Regions from separate parts of the Homo sapiens genome. Here region 1 is linked to region 2. Evidence: read pairs that join two places in POLR2A ChIA-PET (ENCODE). Cell type or tissue: GM12878. All regions are shown on one strand. Each heading gives the region's core, and the rest is flanking DNA. Links, peaks and the distances in the headings are about the cores only.

Region 1 (8,327 bases), core at 169-8,168, 110 kb before region 2:
ATTAAGATTTCAATCGCATTAACATCTCTGGAATCCTTTCCCAGCTCTCCACCTCCAGGACCACCAGGCACTACCTCTTTCCAGGATACCATTAGTTCCTACCTTCGTCATTGCAACAGGGTGCCTCCTGACCTTCCTCTCTGCAGTCCTACCCTCCACCTCTTCCCCACCCTAAAGCCAAGTGATCTTTCTACAGCAATAATCTAATGACCCTTAAAATATCTTTGCCAATTAAGGAACAGGCACATGTTCCAATTCAGGCCAGTGAGACGTAAGAAAAAGCTTGCCAGGATTTCTGGGAAAGCTATTCTTTCTCTTCTGTGAGATTCTCTGCCTTCCCCTGCAGGGGGTTGTGTGCCATTTTGCCTGCAAGGGAAGGATGGAGTTGAAGCTGAGAGGAGGTAAAGCCAGGAGAACTGCAGGGTGAAGGAAGCCAGGCCCATTGAAGTAATTCAACCCTGAAGTCAACCCTATCCCTGGATTCTTGTTAGAGGTTTTTTTTTTTTTCAAATGATCAAAAAATATGGAACAATTATTGGTTGCATAGCAATGTGAATACTTGACAAAACTGAACAGTACACTTAAACATGGTTAAGATGGTAAATTTTATATTATGTGTATTTTACCACAACTAAAAAAAATTACACCAACAACAGCAACACAAATATGGAACAAATCGTATAATCACCATCCATGTGCCCAGCATTCAATTTGAAATTTGCCTTGTTAGTTAAGCCAATTTGAGCTAGTTTGTTGGTGACCTGGGCCCAGCAAACGCATGCTAAGTAATACGGAATGTGTGCCTGGAAGTAGGCATGCTGCAATTAACAGGCTTATACTTGATGGAATTGGCTGAAGAGATAGGGCTTGCTCATGAGCTAGAAAGTTAGCAATCCTATTTAAGGGATTGTGAAATAGAACTGGTTTCTCTGCCTGTTGAAGTTTAATGTGCAAAAAAATCACCTGGGGATCTTGTTCAAATGAAGATCCTGATTTGGTGGGAACTGAGAGTCTGCGTTCCTAACAAGCTCCCAGGTGGTGCCACTGCTGCTGAGCCATGGACCACACTTTGGATAGGAAGGAGTTACACTGATGTGTCTGGGAATGGGGACCACATACTATGCAGGCTGTTGCATTAGGAGGATGGTGGGGAAAATTCAGGATATTGGATTGTGTTACCAACTTCTTACAGCCCTCAGTAAGGTTCTACAAGAGACAGGCCCTTAGTTTCACACTGGCCTATGTGAAAACAAGAAAATACATCTCTGTTAAGAGAGGTTCTCTCTTGGCGGGGCACGGTGGCTCATGCCAGCACTTCGGGAGGCCGAGGCAGGTGGATCACAAGGTCAGGAGTTCAAGACCAGCCTGTCCAAGATGGTGAAACCCCGTCTCTACTAAAAATACAAATATTAGCTGGACGCCGTGGCAGTGCCTGTAATCCCAGCTACTCGGGAGGCTGAGGCAGGGGAATTGCTTGAACCCGGGGGCGGAGGTTGCAGTGAGCCAAGGTTGAGCCACTGCACTCCAGCCTGGGTGACAGAGTGAGACTCCATCAAAAAAAAAAAAAAAAAAAAAAAAAAGAGGTTCTCTCTGCCTATGAACTGAAATTTAAAAATGGCTGAAATGTGATCACGTGACTATGTCATCTTGGTCAACTTTTTAGAGTCTGCCCATATTTGTAGAATGAATGCATGAATGAGTGAGTGAGCTTGCTATAAGAAAGAGCTAGATAATTAGAGCCTCCCAGCAATGAAGCAGGTTGCCATGTAAATACTGAGCTCCCCAACCCCGGAAGTGTTCAAGCAGTGACTTGATGACCATCTGTCAGCTTTAATGTAAATAAATATGACCTGGGGATTTTGTGAAAATGCAGATTCTGATTTGGTACATCTGGGTGGGGCCTGAGATTCTGTATTTCTGAGTAGCTCCCAGAAGATTCCAATGCTATAAGACTTTGGATCATACCTTGAGGAGCAAGGATGTAGTGGGGAATCCTACAGAGGGTAGAAAGTTCAGCTAGATTAGTAGTTTCCAAATCTACCCGTATGTCAGACTCACCCAGGAGATTTATTAGAAATAGAGGTTCTCCAACTCCAATGCCAGAGCTGGAATTCTGTAGACCAGGAGCAGAGTCTGGATGCCTGTATTTTTCCCAAGCTTTCCACTGATTCAGATGCAACCTTTGGGAATCACTGAACCAGAGGCTTCTGAAATGTTGTTCAAACTCTAAGCTTACTTTTTAAAAGAATCAGACAAATATAAATCATGATGAGGCAAAGCCAGGCTGACTAAAATCCCCTTGCTATACTTACTTGGCAAATATCACCAGGGTCAAAACACTGCCTTGTTATTTATGAGTCCTAGATCTATGCTTAAATCCATTTCTAGAGAATGTCATATTTCCTATATTTTTGCAGATTGGAATTACATTATGCTCTTAAAGTAGCCCAATTAATGATTTCTTGAACCCCAGCAACTTGTAGTGAAACAACATAATTATGTTAAAAGAGGGAACTTCCACATTAGGTTTCTTGGAGAATGTTTCAAAAGATAAAAATAGCAAGGAAATCTAGGGTTGTGTGACACATCGAAAACATCCCACAAACGGGAATCTTCCCAATTGAGTCTGTTAGGTCATGGTCTCTTGCTCTCATTGCAGCTGTGAGCAGGGAATTGCAGATCCCTAATCTGAGGCTGTAAAGTTTTATTGCTACAGATTTGATAAGTTCTAGGAGGGCAGAATCTCAGGCAGATTTGATCAATTTCTGTTTTTCTTACCCATTCATCATTTTCTCTTTTGACATGGCCACAAATGGGAGGGTTCATGAAGGTGGGCCAGCACCACGTTTTAGAACTTGGGGCTGGAGGGAGAGGCTGGACTTTTACCCCACTGCAGGGGTTAGAAGGGCCAGTTGAATTTGTAGGATGTGAAATCCAGTAAGGACCATGATTAAATTGCCAGCAGTGGCAGTGCCTCGGGCACTGGATCGAAATTCAGGGCAAAATTTCAGAGTTTAGACATGGAAAGCTAACAGTGGGGCCATCACCTCATGGGGGGCCAGGTACTGAAGTCAAAATGGGCCTCCTGAAATCTGTAGCAAGAAGGGAAAAGAGAAAACATGAGTTACTATAAGCAATGCAGGCCGGTTTTCAGCTGTCAGGCTAGGAAATTCTGCTAGGCTTTATTTCAGCAGACGGACATCATCAGCTATGCAGTATCCAGGTCCACAGGGACTTCAGAGAGGTGGGAGCAACTAGCCTAGGTTGCCGAGTTCAAGAGCAGAAACCCTGCCTGGGCCAGCTGTTGTCCTCAGGCTGAAGATGGACTCTTTCACATCCATGTGACCAAAAGAGGGCAAAACTAGAGTTGGCTCCTTGGGGACAGGGTGGTGCCATGGCCCCCATCATCTCCTTTTTTCTTCCCATCAGATAGCAAGCAGCTCATTGGAGAGCCACACAGTCACCAGGACAGAGAGAATGCCCAGCAGCAGAAGCCAAAAAAAGAAACTTTCCCTTTCTGTCTCCTCTGTCTGTGGCGTGCAACCCAGCTATGAGGACGTGGGGTTGAAGCCATTTCCTTTTTCAGTTTCAGCTTCTGACCCTCCTCAGGATTAGAAGTGGCGATTCAGAGGCTGGGAGGGTGAAAGCATGACTTCTCAAGAACCAGCTCGTGCTGAAGTCACTGCTCACCTTCCTGTCTCAGGGATGCTCCTGATGCTAATGACGTCGTGTGAATCATGCTCTACGTGTCTGCATGCCTGAGCCGAGCTTATCCTCATGGCACCCTGTGAGGCAGGCTGCTGCTCCTACTCCCACTCACCAGAAGAGGAAGCCGAGGCTCAGAGACTGAGTAACTCTTGAGGTTACACAGCCACCGAGCAGGGTCATTAGGGCCCTATGAGATTTCCTTCCGACTCCGCTCTGAACTCACTCTCGTAGGCCCAAGCTGGGCGCCTCCCCCAGGGAACACCGTAGTGGCCCGGAAAACAGAGAGCACAGGTTACATTTGGCTCACATTCTTGGTGTGTCCACTGTAGGTTGCTGTGAAGTAAATTTTAAATTTTTATATAAAAACAAACAGATAATTTCTTGAGTGGGACATAAAAGCATGAATTTGAAAGTTAAAATGTAAGATATTGACCTTTTACTTAATAATAATGTAACAATATTGCTTTATTAACTGTGACAAATGTACCATTGTAAAATAAGATAATCATAATGAAAACTGGGTGTGGAGTGTGCAGGAACTCTGTATTATCTTTGTAATAATATGGTAAATCTAAAATTGTTCTAAAATAAAAATTTTTCTCTTTAAAAAAGTAAGATATCAAATAAATTTTAGAATCTCAGTTTCCTTCAGGGGTACCTGGTCATGATTATCTTTTGTTAGAGGCATATCAGAGGCCATGTTGCTCGCTGAGTAGAAGGACATTCTACAGTGTACGCTTACAGCCTCTTGAAAAGCCTGTATTCATTAAGAGAAGAAAAAGAGGGTGGGACAGTGAAGATTCTTTCACTTCCTCTCCCCAGCCTCTGTCCCCTTCTTAGCACTGTGCGAAGAGTGAGAGGTAATAACCACTTCACCCTCCCCAGGTTTCCACCAGAGTGGAAGGGGTTCCATCACAGACAGACTATTTGAGCATTTCACCCCATTCCAGCCTCCACCACAATCCTACAAATTCAACTGGCCCTTCTAACCCCTGCAGTGGGGTAAAAGTCCAGCCTCTTCCAGAGACAGGAGAATCACTTGAACTCAGGAGGCAGAGGCTGCAGTGAACCAAGATAATTCCACTGCACTCCAGCCTGGGCGACAGAGCGAAACTCCGTCTCAAAAAAAAAATAAATAAATAAAAAATAATAAATAAATAAATAAATAAATAAATAAAGTGGGGGGTAATTCAGGGCAGGGCAGAACCAGAATGTGGGGAAGTCAAGGAAGCCACAGAGGCAAGAGATTTATGAAGGACAAATGGACAGGATTCAGTGACCAAGAAGATGGGAGGAAGGGGAGGAAGAGAAAAGAGGGAAAGAAAAAAGAAAAATGCCCAGGGTGTCTCCCTGGTTTCCAACTTGAGTGACAGAGAATGATCACATTCCCAGCAGAATTTTTCTTCTTTCTCAACAAGATTCTTCCTGTTCTTTTGTTTCTGGTTGTCCCTCAGAACTAAGGAGAAACAGCCTTTGGGATAGTTGTCCCCCTACCCCATCCCAGCTGGTCCTAAGAGTAAGAACATAGGATTCTCATCCCCCTTTTATATAAAGAGAACCTGAGGGTATGTAATGTGTACAAGACTGTACAATGAGGCAGAAGCTCACTGGCACTGGGACCTACAAGATCTACTGATTCACAATTGAATTCTAAACATCACAGCCCAAGGGAACCAACACAATTACTTAGTGGACCCATTTCTCTTTCCAGAGAAGGAAACTGAGACCTCTGAATAAAGAGTAATTTTCCCAATGTCACATGCTGCTGACTAGCAAGCTAGGACTAGAGCCTGGCTTGCTGAGTTTTAATAATCCAGTGCTCCTTGCATTTTCGCTAGTTGCTTTGTCACATCTGTATGCACGTGTGTGTGCAAACACATACACACACACATACACATGCTTGCTTGCTTGAGAAACAGGGCATTTTATTCGCATGATATTTTCTTTATGGACTTATCACAAAGCATATCCTCAGACTGCTCACAGAATAACAATAGCAATTCAAGATTGTTTTTTGTTTAAAATCCTGTGTTTCTTTATTTGTGGCTTAAGTGGGAATTGGTTTATTGCCCCATCTCTACCCTGAGCAACTCAGGATTTATTCAGACTGTCTTGCTCCATTGAGGTCTATCCCCTTCCCCAGCCCTATGCCTACATTACCCTGCCAAGGCAGGGAACAGATCTGACAGCTTTTTTGCTTAAGCAAACTTATTAAAATTCATAATTTGTCAACTAATTAGGAAGAGAGAGGATTAGGAGTAAGAAAAAACCAGAAGCACATACTATTAGGTGCTCAGTGAATATTTAAGAGGAACAGGGAAAGAGGGAGGAAAGGAAAGACAACACTGAGGGGAAATGGTTGAATGGCATTAACTGAAAAAAAAAAAAAAAAAGATTTGCCATTAATGAAGAGAAGGAAGAGACAGTATTCTGCCCACCCACCAGGTCGGTTCCCAGGGAAGCCCTTCAGTCTCAGCATGCTGTGGCTAAGTGGAAAAATTCATTGATCATAGGTTTGCCAGTTGGAACCCTTGTGTTATGCCAATCTCAGAAGCTACCAAGCATCAGATCAATTCTCCCACTAAAAAATACTAGGAGGCCGGGCTCAGTGGCTCATGCCTGTAATCCTAGCACTTTGGGAAGCCAAGGCAGGAGGATCACTTGAGCCCAGGAGTTCGAGACTAGTCTGGGTAACATAGGGAAACCCTGTCTCTACAAAAAATTAAAAACTAGTAGGGAATGGTGGTGCATACCTGTAGTCCCAGCTACTTGGGAGGCTGAGGTGGGAGGATGGCGTGAGCCCTTGCACTGACTGGTGGTTGCACCACTGCACTCTAGCCTGGGAGGCAGAGTGAGACCTTGTCTCAGAAAAAAAAAAAAGTTGCTAGGAGAAGATAACAGAGCCTCCTCCTGTCTGCTAGAGAGACATACAACCCATCCCAAATATTTCTTTTTCTCATCTATAAATCCCTCCTCTCTCTCCAAAGGGGGCTGCCTGGCAATGTCCCCATCCCTTCCAACAGCTCATGCCGCCCTGGGACACCATTCAGAGAAGCTCTGCCATCTGCACACCCCTCCAGAGGCCAGGGACAGCTTAAGCCAGAGTGCCTGGGTTCCTCCCTTCTCTGGGGTAGAACTAGTGGATGAATCCCAAAAGGGGTAAACATGGGCATATAGAGCCACCCTTGGGACAAGAAGTCTGTTTGTTTGGTGTTCTAGGAAACCAACAAAAGGAAATGCATTTTAGCCAGGAAAGAAAAGAAAAAAAACAACCCTGCCCAGCTATGAATGACAGCCAAGCCAGCAGACAAAGGTGAAAACAGACAGCTAAGGAAGGGACTAGCTATGCGCCCATGGGAGAGAGCACCTGACATGGGCCCAGTGTGAGAGCTACAATCACCTTACACAAATAGAATGGTCACTGTGTTACCAACCATGAGTATCCTTTGGATCAACCAAAGGTTGTGTATGCAGCATGCAGCATTCTAATTCTAGAAGGCGACAGAGGTGAGCCAGCTATGTCCAAAATCAGTCTCATTTATAAACTGTGTGTTCCTGGGAAGTATGTGTGCATGTTTGTGTGTGTGTGTGGGTGTGTGTACTGTCATGTGCCAGCGATAGACCTTATCTTCATTGGGTACTCCCTGCTGCTGCTGCTTTTGCTAAAATATCTTGGACTCTGCACTGACATATGAGAAGCTATTGGCCTTTTTAGCTTTCTCCTGAACTTTCTGCCTTCCACTCTCCATTTCTCAGGCCAATTTGCCATTCCCACATGGGAAGACATCTACCTGTGCTACAGATTTGACTAGACTGAGATAAACCCATGAAAACATGTCATCACATGTCAGCAAAGCTCTCAAATAAAAATTAGCTATAGAACAATAGGCATGTCACTGTCAGATTGACTGCCTCCAGGTGTGCTTCACGGCCAATATCAAGGAAGGTCCTTACTGGGCTGGAGCTGACACTGCCCCATCCTATTTGACCCATTACAGAAAGACCAAAGCTAGGACATATCATATCATGTCATAACATGATAAAACCCGGGAATAATCAGACCTGTATTTTGCTGTTACCCTGACCAATAAGTCACTATATTTTGTACATAGGAAGCAATGTTATCCCATAGGGTCTTCTAAAAGGAAGTTCCATCTTCAGATTATTCAGAACCAACTAGGTCAAGATCTGCCTAACAACACAGCTTCCTGAACATATTAAGCATAAAACTCAGAGGCAAGAACCTTGAGAAACATGTGCCAAAGTTCAGGGAATGGTCAGACACAGAAAAACAATGCTTGGCTAAGGAGCTGAAGTGTGTTTCAAAGAAAACAAGAAGAGCCTGATGTCTCATTCACCTCTCCTGGACAGCTGCCTTCTTCCGAGATGCCCAGCTTATTTGCCTGGATTCATCACGAGAGAAGTAGTTTTTAGATATATTCCACCATCTAGAGAAAGGAAATATCACTTTTTTGAAGGCGAACCAAGAAGTCTGTTTTGGGGTTGATAAATTTCTGACAGTTGCTCCCAGAGTATTTTCAACTCAAAGTATAATTTCATAAAGAGGCTTATTATGTTTTAAATTGTCTGTCTGTAAAATATACTTTCATGAAATTTTG
Region 2 (8,327 bases), core at 33-8,032:
TGAGACCCTGTCTAAAAAAAAAGAACCACAGAAAAACAAACAAAAAAACAAAAAAAAAACCCAAACCAAACTTTATCTTATAAAAAACGAGAACATAAAGATTAAAATTTTAAAAAAACCTTGGCCAGGCACAGTGGCTCACGCATATAATCCTAGCCTTTTAGGAGGCTGAGGCCGAAGGAACACTTGAGGCCAGGAATTTGAAACCCTGTCTCTACAAAAAATACCAAAAATACCCCCAAAATGAGCTGGGTGGAGTGGTGCGCACCTGTATTGTTAGATACTCTAGGAGCTGAAGTGAGAGGATTGATTGAGCCCAGGAGCTGGAGGCTTCAGTGAGCTACAATCGTGCCACTGCGCTCCTGCCTGGGAAACAGAACAAGACCCTGTCTTTGGAAAAAAAAAAAAAAAAAAAAAGCCCTGGTGCTTGAAGGAAAATGTTTCTGTTTTGATTCAGTTTTGATGTATTTATGTATGATATATGTGGTGGAACACCTATTACCATTACCCAACAATGCTGGAAGGATGAAATTCTTGTCACACCTATCTAGAACTTACCTAGAGATAGGCAACCTTGGATAATGACAATTCCTTACATAGTTTACAACTCTCAAATTGCTTTTGCCTAAATTATTGTATTTGATTTTTTTTTTTTTTTTTTTGAGACAGGGTCTTGCTCTGTTGCCCAGGCTAGAGTGCAGTGGCACAACTGGGACTCACTGCACCCGTGACCTCCTGGGCTCAAGTGATCCTCCTGCCTCAGCCTCCCAAGTAGTTGGGACTACAGGCGTGTGCCACCACGCCCAGCTAATTTTAAAAAAATTTTTAGTAGAGACAGGGCATCGCCCTTTGCACAGGCTGATCTCAAACTTCTGAGCTCAAGCAATCCACCTGCCTCAGCCTCCCAAAATGCTGGGATTACAGGCGTGAGCCACCACACCCAGCCAAAGCAAACTTTTTATTTGAAGTATAACAGTGAACAAATCCTAAGTATATAACAATATATTTCCAGAAAGTGAACTGACCTACATAACTAGCATCAAGATCAAGATAAAAGGCCGGACGCAGTGGCTCATGCCTGTAGTCCCAGCAGTTTGGGAGGCCGAGGTGGGTGGATGGCTTGAGCCCAGGAGTTCGAGACCAGCCTGGGCAGCATGACAAAACCCCGTCTCTACCAAAATATAAAAATTAGCTGGATGTGGTGGTGGATGCCTGTAGACCCCGCTACTTGAGGCACTGAGGTGGGAGGATCAACTGAGCCCAGGAGGTTGAGGCTGCAGTGAGCCATGATCATGCCACTGCACTGCAGTCTGGGTGACAAAGTGAGACCCTGTCTCAAAAAAAAAAAAAAAAAGTGAAAGAAAATAAAAGAAAGAAAGAAAGGGAAGGAAGGGAGAAAGAAAAGAAAGAAAAAGGAAGGAAGGAAGGAAGGAAAGAAAGAAACAAAATATAACCAGCACCTTAGGTGCTTCTCATGCCCTCCTCCACCACCACCTATCACAGCTAACCACGATCCTGCCCTTAACATCATAGTTTTGTCAACTGCACTTCCTAGACAAGAAACTTCATTTTAGAGGTGACTTGGGAAAGTCACAGGGTTGGTGGCTGGTGGAGGCAGCAGGGCCAGGACTCTGCCCTTAGTTAGATACATGTATTTTCATCGCACAAGTCTCAGTGTTCCAGTGGGGTGTGACGGTGCCATCATCAGTCTGCAGATTGAGGGAGGTGAGGAGGAAAAAGAGAGGTTGGGAGGTGTGGGGCACACAGGTCAGCAGGTGCGTAAGAGCTGCTGGAGTGGAATAGAAGATGCAGCCAGGGGTAACTCATGAAGGGCTAGACTGGTTTCCCAATGCTCTGCACAGGAATCCTTGAGTAAATCCCAAGGATCCCCTCCCTGGGCCATTGCCCCACTGCCTCCATCTCTTTGGCTAATTTTAGACTTAGGGACTAGAGTGGTGGGATTAGAGTGGTTGGTGGGCTCAACGTGTAGGGACAATGTGTTGTAATAACTTCACTCAGAAGAAAGCTAATGCCTCACACTGGTTCTGTTGAACACTTATGGAGGGAAAAAAACTTGCTGTGTTTGTGGACAACTATGTCACAAACAGTTAGTAGCCCTAAACTTAGTGTGGACATTATATTTCTTGAGCTGAGGCTCCACTACTTGATTATGGCTAAAACACTTTTAACTCTTTTCTTCCCCACCCCGAGACAGAGTCTTGCTCTGTCACCCTAGCTGGAGTGCAGTGGCACGATCTTGGCTCACTGCAACCTCCGCCTCCCGAGTTCAAGCACTTCTCCTGCCTCAGCCTCCCATGTAGCTGGGATTACAGGCGCCCGCCACCACACCTGGCTAACTTTTTATATTTTTAGTAGAGACGGGGTTTCACCATCTTGGCCAGGCTGGTCTTGAACTCCTGATCTCATGATCCACCCACCTTGGCCTCCCAAAGTGCTGGGATTACAGGCATAAGCCACCGTGCCCAGTCAAGACACTTTAACTCTTTGAGTCTCAGTCTCCTCATCACCAAATAAGGATGTTAACTAGTTCCAGGGTTTCTGTGAGAATCAAATGAGATACTGGATATGAAAGCCCTTTGTCAACTGTATTTGGGTTTGTTTTGTTGTTTTCTGAGACACGGTCTCACTCTGTCCCCCAGGCTGGAGTGCAGTGGCGCCATCACGGCTCACTGCAGCCTCAAACTCCCAGACTCAAGGGATCCTCCCACCTCAGCCTCCCAAGTAGCTGGGACTACAGGTGTACACCACCATGCCTAGCTAATTTTTTGTAGAGATGGGCTTTTGCCATGTTGCCCAGGTTGGTCTTACACTCCTGGGTTCAAAGTGATCTGCCCGCTTTGACCTCCCCAAGGTGCTGGGATTAGAGGCATGAGCCACAGCACCCAGCACCTTTGTCAACTGTAAAAATATTTACATGAAAGGCTTTACTGATACTAAACATGAACCAGACTTCCAGACAAAGTTATTATTAGTCTGTTCTTAAACATGACCTACCTGCCTCTTTCATAGAGACCAGATGTCAGGGAGGGGACCTGAGGATCAAGTAGCAGGCTGCAGACAGACTAGGAGTAACAAGGCAGAAGCCACACCAAGAGCAAAGCCTCAGTTCCCAACCCTGGTGAAACTGCTCCCCTCCAAGACCAGACCATCCTGACCCTTGCTCTATCAGCTACCAGTCCTTTCTTGAGCTGGAGGCTGCATTATCAATGCACTGCCACTGAGCTCCTCAGTGTTCTGGGAGACCCTAATTCCACAGTATGTGGCAGGGAGGAAGCAGGGAATGAGGCAAGGGCAGGCAAGGGGAAGGCAGCCTGGCTACTATTCCTAGTCTCTGTCTGACTTGCATCTGTCCTTGTTGAGCTAGGGAGGAGGCTTGCTCTTCAGGAGAGAAGCCAAACTACTGAGCAAGACAAGGAGAGATCTTAAGATGCTATGCACTCAGAACTTCGGCAGCCAGGACGGGACTGAAACTCTGACAGACACAATGGGCCAATGGGGCAGGACATAGCTCTCATGGCTGCCCTCATAGCCATGGAAAGCAGGGCAGCAGTACCAGGACCGCCCACTCCCAGGGAGCTGTGAACCAAGTCCTTGTCTTAGTTTCTTTGGGTTCCCAGTAGAGGATGGGACTCCAGCACCTTTCTGCCTGTCTGGGTTGCTGAGTGGCACCACCTGCATGTTCAAGTACCAGAGAAAGCAAGAAAGCTAATTCAGCAGCAGCTCCCGGGGAGAGCCCACTTGGCACAGTCTGTAGAGTCCAGGAAGGAAAACAGGCCACCCTTCCCCCACAAGCATCAATGCCTATGCTATGTCTTTTGCTTCCTGTGAGACTGTCAGTTAGGGCCCAGTTCAGTGTAGGGCTGAGGCAGCCTGAATGTGGTTATTTGTGCAAGCTCCTCTTGCCTCCCCTCCCCACAACTGTTTCCATTCTCACCAAGCAGCCACGTCCGGGTCAGACACCCAGGACAGCAGCTGGGGCTTTCCAAGGGACTTTTTGAGAAGCTAGTGAAAGTTGGGTGTTGGCTGCACAGCCTGGGCACTTGCTGAAACGCACTTCTTCCATCCAGGACGTAAGCTCTAGCCTGGCAGGGTTGCTTTCAGGTTGAAATTGAACAGAAATCACCACCCACGGAGCTTTCTGTTTGCTGGGCTGGGGAAATCCTTGAGAAACTCAGTTTGGAGTTGGGGTTATCTGACCATTCCCTCAGAGCTTGAAGGCACCAGAGAAAATGGTTTTGGTTTGAAGACCATAGTGGACATGAGCAGCCCGGCCAGTCCCAGTTTCCCTCCCATAGGCCTATGTGAGGACAAGGAAGGGGAGTAGACAAACTAATCAGAGTCAGGTCGCATCTCTCCTCCTTCCCACACTCTCCAGGCCACAGGTAACAAGCAAAATCAACTCAAGAGCAACACCAGGTGGCTGAGACACAAAGCCCTAGCACAGGCAGCTCTGCCCTAGCACAGCACAGCTCACCCTGCAGTTGTGGTTCTCAGCATTTCCCCTACTATTTTGGCTGATTGTGCACATATTCTATGTATTGAAAAATGGCCCAAAAAGGAGAGCAAAAGTATTTCACCTTTATAATACTTATATAATTTTCACATAGCTTCGTTTCTACAATCACAACAATCCTGAGGTAAACAGGCAGGGTGCAATCATTCTCTTTTTAGAGGGAGAACAAGGAACTTAGGGAAATCAAAATGGGGATACGAACAGGATTTCTGTGGAAATTTAAATGAGAATTTGTGGTAAATTTTTTTATCCTAAAACAACTCACCTTGGCCGAAAAATGGGATGTTACCCAAGGTCCCCTACTAGGCCGGAGGAGAAAAGGACCTACCTCCTACAGGGGCACAAACAAGGGAGACTAGGACTCAATGGTCGCCCAAGGCCCAAGGGTCTCCAGTGAGTGCTTGAGACTGGCCTAAGGTATAGGAAGAGCCGTGAAGAGAAGAAAATAGACAAGCAGGGGAGGGAAGAATTATTAAACATGGTCAAGGAGCACTCTACAAAGCCTCAGGATTTCTTCAAGGGATACTGCTGTGCCAGGTCTCGAGGGCAGAAGGATACAAGTGTGAGACACCAGGGCCACCAAGTTGATGGGGTTACTGAGCCTCTGGATCAGCACCCTCCGATAGGAAGCAAGGAAGCACACTACAAAGGCTGCAATCCCAGAGGCTGAGACAGTCAAGAGGGAGTAGAAGGGCCTCTGCTGCTCTGGGAAGGTTCTTATAGGGCAAATAAGCTATTACTGTGCCTAAGAGAATGGAAGAGGGAGGCAAGGCAGGTGTCATGGCCTTCAGAACTTTCTCGAGGTTCATATTTATTGACATTTGACCTAGAGTCCTTGGCATGGGGAAGGCACAGACCTGGGCCACGGGTAGGAAAATCAGCATCCTACTCTCTCCTCAATTCCATCTGTTAATCCACCAACCCAAATCCCTCCCACCCCACCTGTAGTCCAAAGAAGATAAAATGATAAAATGATGTGCTGCTCTCTCAACAGTCAGCTGAGTCTGAATTGGAGGGTAGGAAGTATTTGAAGTTCTGTTCATTTAGTTCCAGAACAAGAAATAAGCAGAGGCAGGAGGTGGAGAGCAAAGATGCTGGCAGCCTTGCATCTTGCTAGGTCTTTATAGCTGTGTCTCTGGATTTGTAGGCCACTCCTCGACTTTTCAGCTCCCGCACGATTCCTGAAGCAGGAAAAGAAACAGTTCTGTGAGGTAAGATTCAGAAGGGTAAGATAGGCCACTCAGCTGCCACCTTGAGGGGGGTACTATAAGCAAACTGGAGTTCCTAGACTACTTATCAATCGTCTGCTTGGCCAGGCACGGTGGCTCATGCCTGCAATCTCAGCACTTTGGGAGGTCAAGGTGGATCACTTGAGGTCAGGAGTTCAAGACTAGCCTGGGCTACAGAGCAAGGCCCCATCTCTACAAAAAAATTTTAAAAATTAGCCAGGTGTAGTGGCTTGCACCTGTAGTGCCAGCTATTTGGGAGGCTGAGGCGGGAGGATCCCTTGAATCCATGAGTTCAAGGCTGCAGTGAGCTCTGATAATGCCACTATACTTCAGCCTGGGTGACAGAGACTCTGTCTCAAAAAAAAAAAAAAAAAAAAAGGTCCTGCTTAGTTGACTCATTACTAGTGAAGACCCAGGCAGGTATTCGGTAAGAATGAGAAGAAAAAGAGGGATACATGTAGTCATCAAAAGCAAAGGTTCTAAGCCAAGCACCTGTAGTCCCAGCTACTCAGGAGGCAGAGGTGGGAGGAGCACATGAGCCCAGGAGTTAGAGTCCAGCCTGGGCAACATAGTGAGACCTTGTCTCTAAAAAAAATAAAAAACAGAAACAGCAAAAATTCTGGAGCCAGAATGCCTGGATTCCAATCCTGGCTCCTCATTTACTACCTGGTGACCTCCAGCAAGTGATTTAACCTCTCTGTGCCTGGTTCCCCCCATCTGTAAAATGCTGAACCTCATAGAATGTGAGAATTGGCATTAATTCAGATAAAAAAACTTCCACAGAGCTTTACAGTAAATGAACATTGGCTGTTATGATTATTATTACCTTGGGGCAGGCGACCAGTGACTGACACCGCATATACACCTGGCTTAAAGTTACCTGAGAGAGAAGAAAAAAGATACAAGATTACAGTGAAGTTAGTTAAGACTCAAGATCAAATGGAAGCTTAAGCTAAAGAAGTGATGCAACTCCAAGAGAAGAGCTATTCCCTCTTTTGGCTACAAGTGTTAAATGACAAGGCACAGGACACTGCTTCCCTGTGTTTCCTACAACCCGATCTTTCCCACCCTGAGGTCACTCATCTTGCTGATTTGAGACTCCCTAATGGACCTGAGGAACAGTAACAACACTACAACTAAGCCAAAAGGAGACAGGCCAACACTTACTGACTCGCTGCCACTTGGAGACCCAGCTGTCCTCTGGACTCATCATCGCAATGATTCTAGGGAGGGAAAAGAAATGGAGAGTCAGCCTGAGCCTCCCTGGGCCTGAGCTCAATTCTGAGAGAGGAATCTAGGAAAAAGCCAAGTACCGAGTCTCCACTGGAAAGCTGGCAAAACTGCCTTCTGATGTTGGGATGAGGCTGACTCAAAGCTAGGACTGACAAAAGTTCTTCATTCTTATGTCCTTGGCCGGCCAGCCACAGGTCAGTTTCCATCCCCAAAAGATTATCTCACTCAGCTCACAAACATCCTTAGCCTAACATTCCCTAGAAAATGAGACGGCTTTAGGACAAGGGGTCCAATAGTTACAACTAACACAACTACAAGGGGTCTAGGGCCTAGTGCAAAGAGGAGGGTGAGTGAAAACAACGGATCCTCCTACTAGAAAGGAGTTCAACTTGGCTAAACTTTTCCTCTTAATGACCTATACATATGGGGACCCCTCTAATGACCTATACATGTGGGGTTCCCTTCTCAGAACCTCATCAGTAAGCTGAGACTCAAAGGTTGAGATAATACATGAAAAACACCTAGCACAAAGACTAGCACAGAGTAGGTGCTAAATAAGCATTAGCTCTCCTCATTATCCTAATAGTCCTTCCCAGGTAGCTGTGATTCCAGAGGAATGGTAAGGCTATTCAAGGGCTAGAAGATGCTGCTTGAGCAAGATGGGTAAGCATTTTTGTCATTCAACGCATTCAATCAAATGCTTACTGACTGCCTATTGTGTGGGTGTAAGCACTGACATTTGTTGACTGCCTCAATATGCCTCCCCTCTTCTCTCAGTAACAATCTTGGATTCTTATTTGAGAAGATTCCCTTCCCATCCAAATCCTACATTCTCAGCCATGCGCTGTTAAGTGGAACCGACCCTACCTCCAGGGGTGACAAGCAGAACACTAGCCCCCAGCCCTGCAGCCTGATGGGAGATAGGCATGTATGCAGGCCATCCTCCTGACCACAAGTATATTCTTCTCTGTCCTTTGCAATCTATCTTTTTAGCCTTAGGGTCCCTACAGCCCAACCTTATGATTTAACCTAAACAGAATTCCCACTGTTCTCCAAAAACATCCTGGTTTTTCCCATCCTAAGCCTTTGCTCTAGTCACTCCCTTTATTTGGAATGTTCTCTCTCTCTCTCACCTCAACTTCCTCAAAAATCCCAAACTTCTTGCCTTAAGAGGAAAGTACTACCTCTTCCAATTCTGGTTGAGGTCATCTAGCCCTCTTCCGATCTTTAATTTGCCCACTCTTTAAGACCTAATATGCACTAGAATTATACAAATAATTCCTACAACCTAACAACAAAAAAACCAAACTGAAGTCAAAAATGAGCAAAGG

What was found. ChIA-PET counts read pairs that join two places held together with the same protein. Peaks named below come from ENCODE experiments on the same cell type or tissue, not always from the same donor. Only the 100,000 strongest peaks of a DNase experiment are listed, where the experiment ranks them.
Region 1: POLR2A ChIA-PET joins it to region 2 with 10 read pairs; 11 of 35 experiments call an interaction of 5 or more read pairs at or near these places.

What each region holds. Positions count from the first base shown.
Region 1 is chr17:58,229,231-58,237,557 of GRCh38, forward strand. LOC105371841 (a long non-coding RNA gene) reads left to right here. Exons shown (of 2, transcript XR_934884.4): 2 at 3,430-4,349. Among named protein-coding and RNA genes, the nearest start is that of LPO, 5.2 kb to the right of the region's middle. In GM12878, for the core only: a CTCF peak has its summit at 3,845; DNase peaks (open chromatin) are centred at 3,721 and 4,491; H3K4me3 peaks cover 874 bases; H3K27ac peaks cover 1,663 bases.
Region 2 is chr17:58,340,599-58,348,925 of GRCh38, forward strand. SUPT4H1 (SPT4 homolog, DSIF elongation factor subunit) reads right to left here. Exons shown (of 5, transcript NM_003168.3): 3 at 6,931-6,986; 4 at 6,590-6,643; 5 at 4,580-5,715. The coding sequence ends at 5,648. The region is part of intron 3 of TSPOAP1-AS1 (TSPOAP1, SUPT4H1 and RNF43 antisense RNA 1); the gene reads left to right. Among named protein-coding and RNA genes, the nearest start is that of SUPT4H1, 7.4 kb to the right of the region's middle. RefSeq lists an enhancer at 3,620-4,149. In GM12878, for the core only: a CTCF peak has its summit at 4,433; DNase peaks (open chromatin) are centred at 4,023 and 4,393; H3K4me3 peaks cover 5,026 bases; H3K27ac peaks cover 5,965 bases.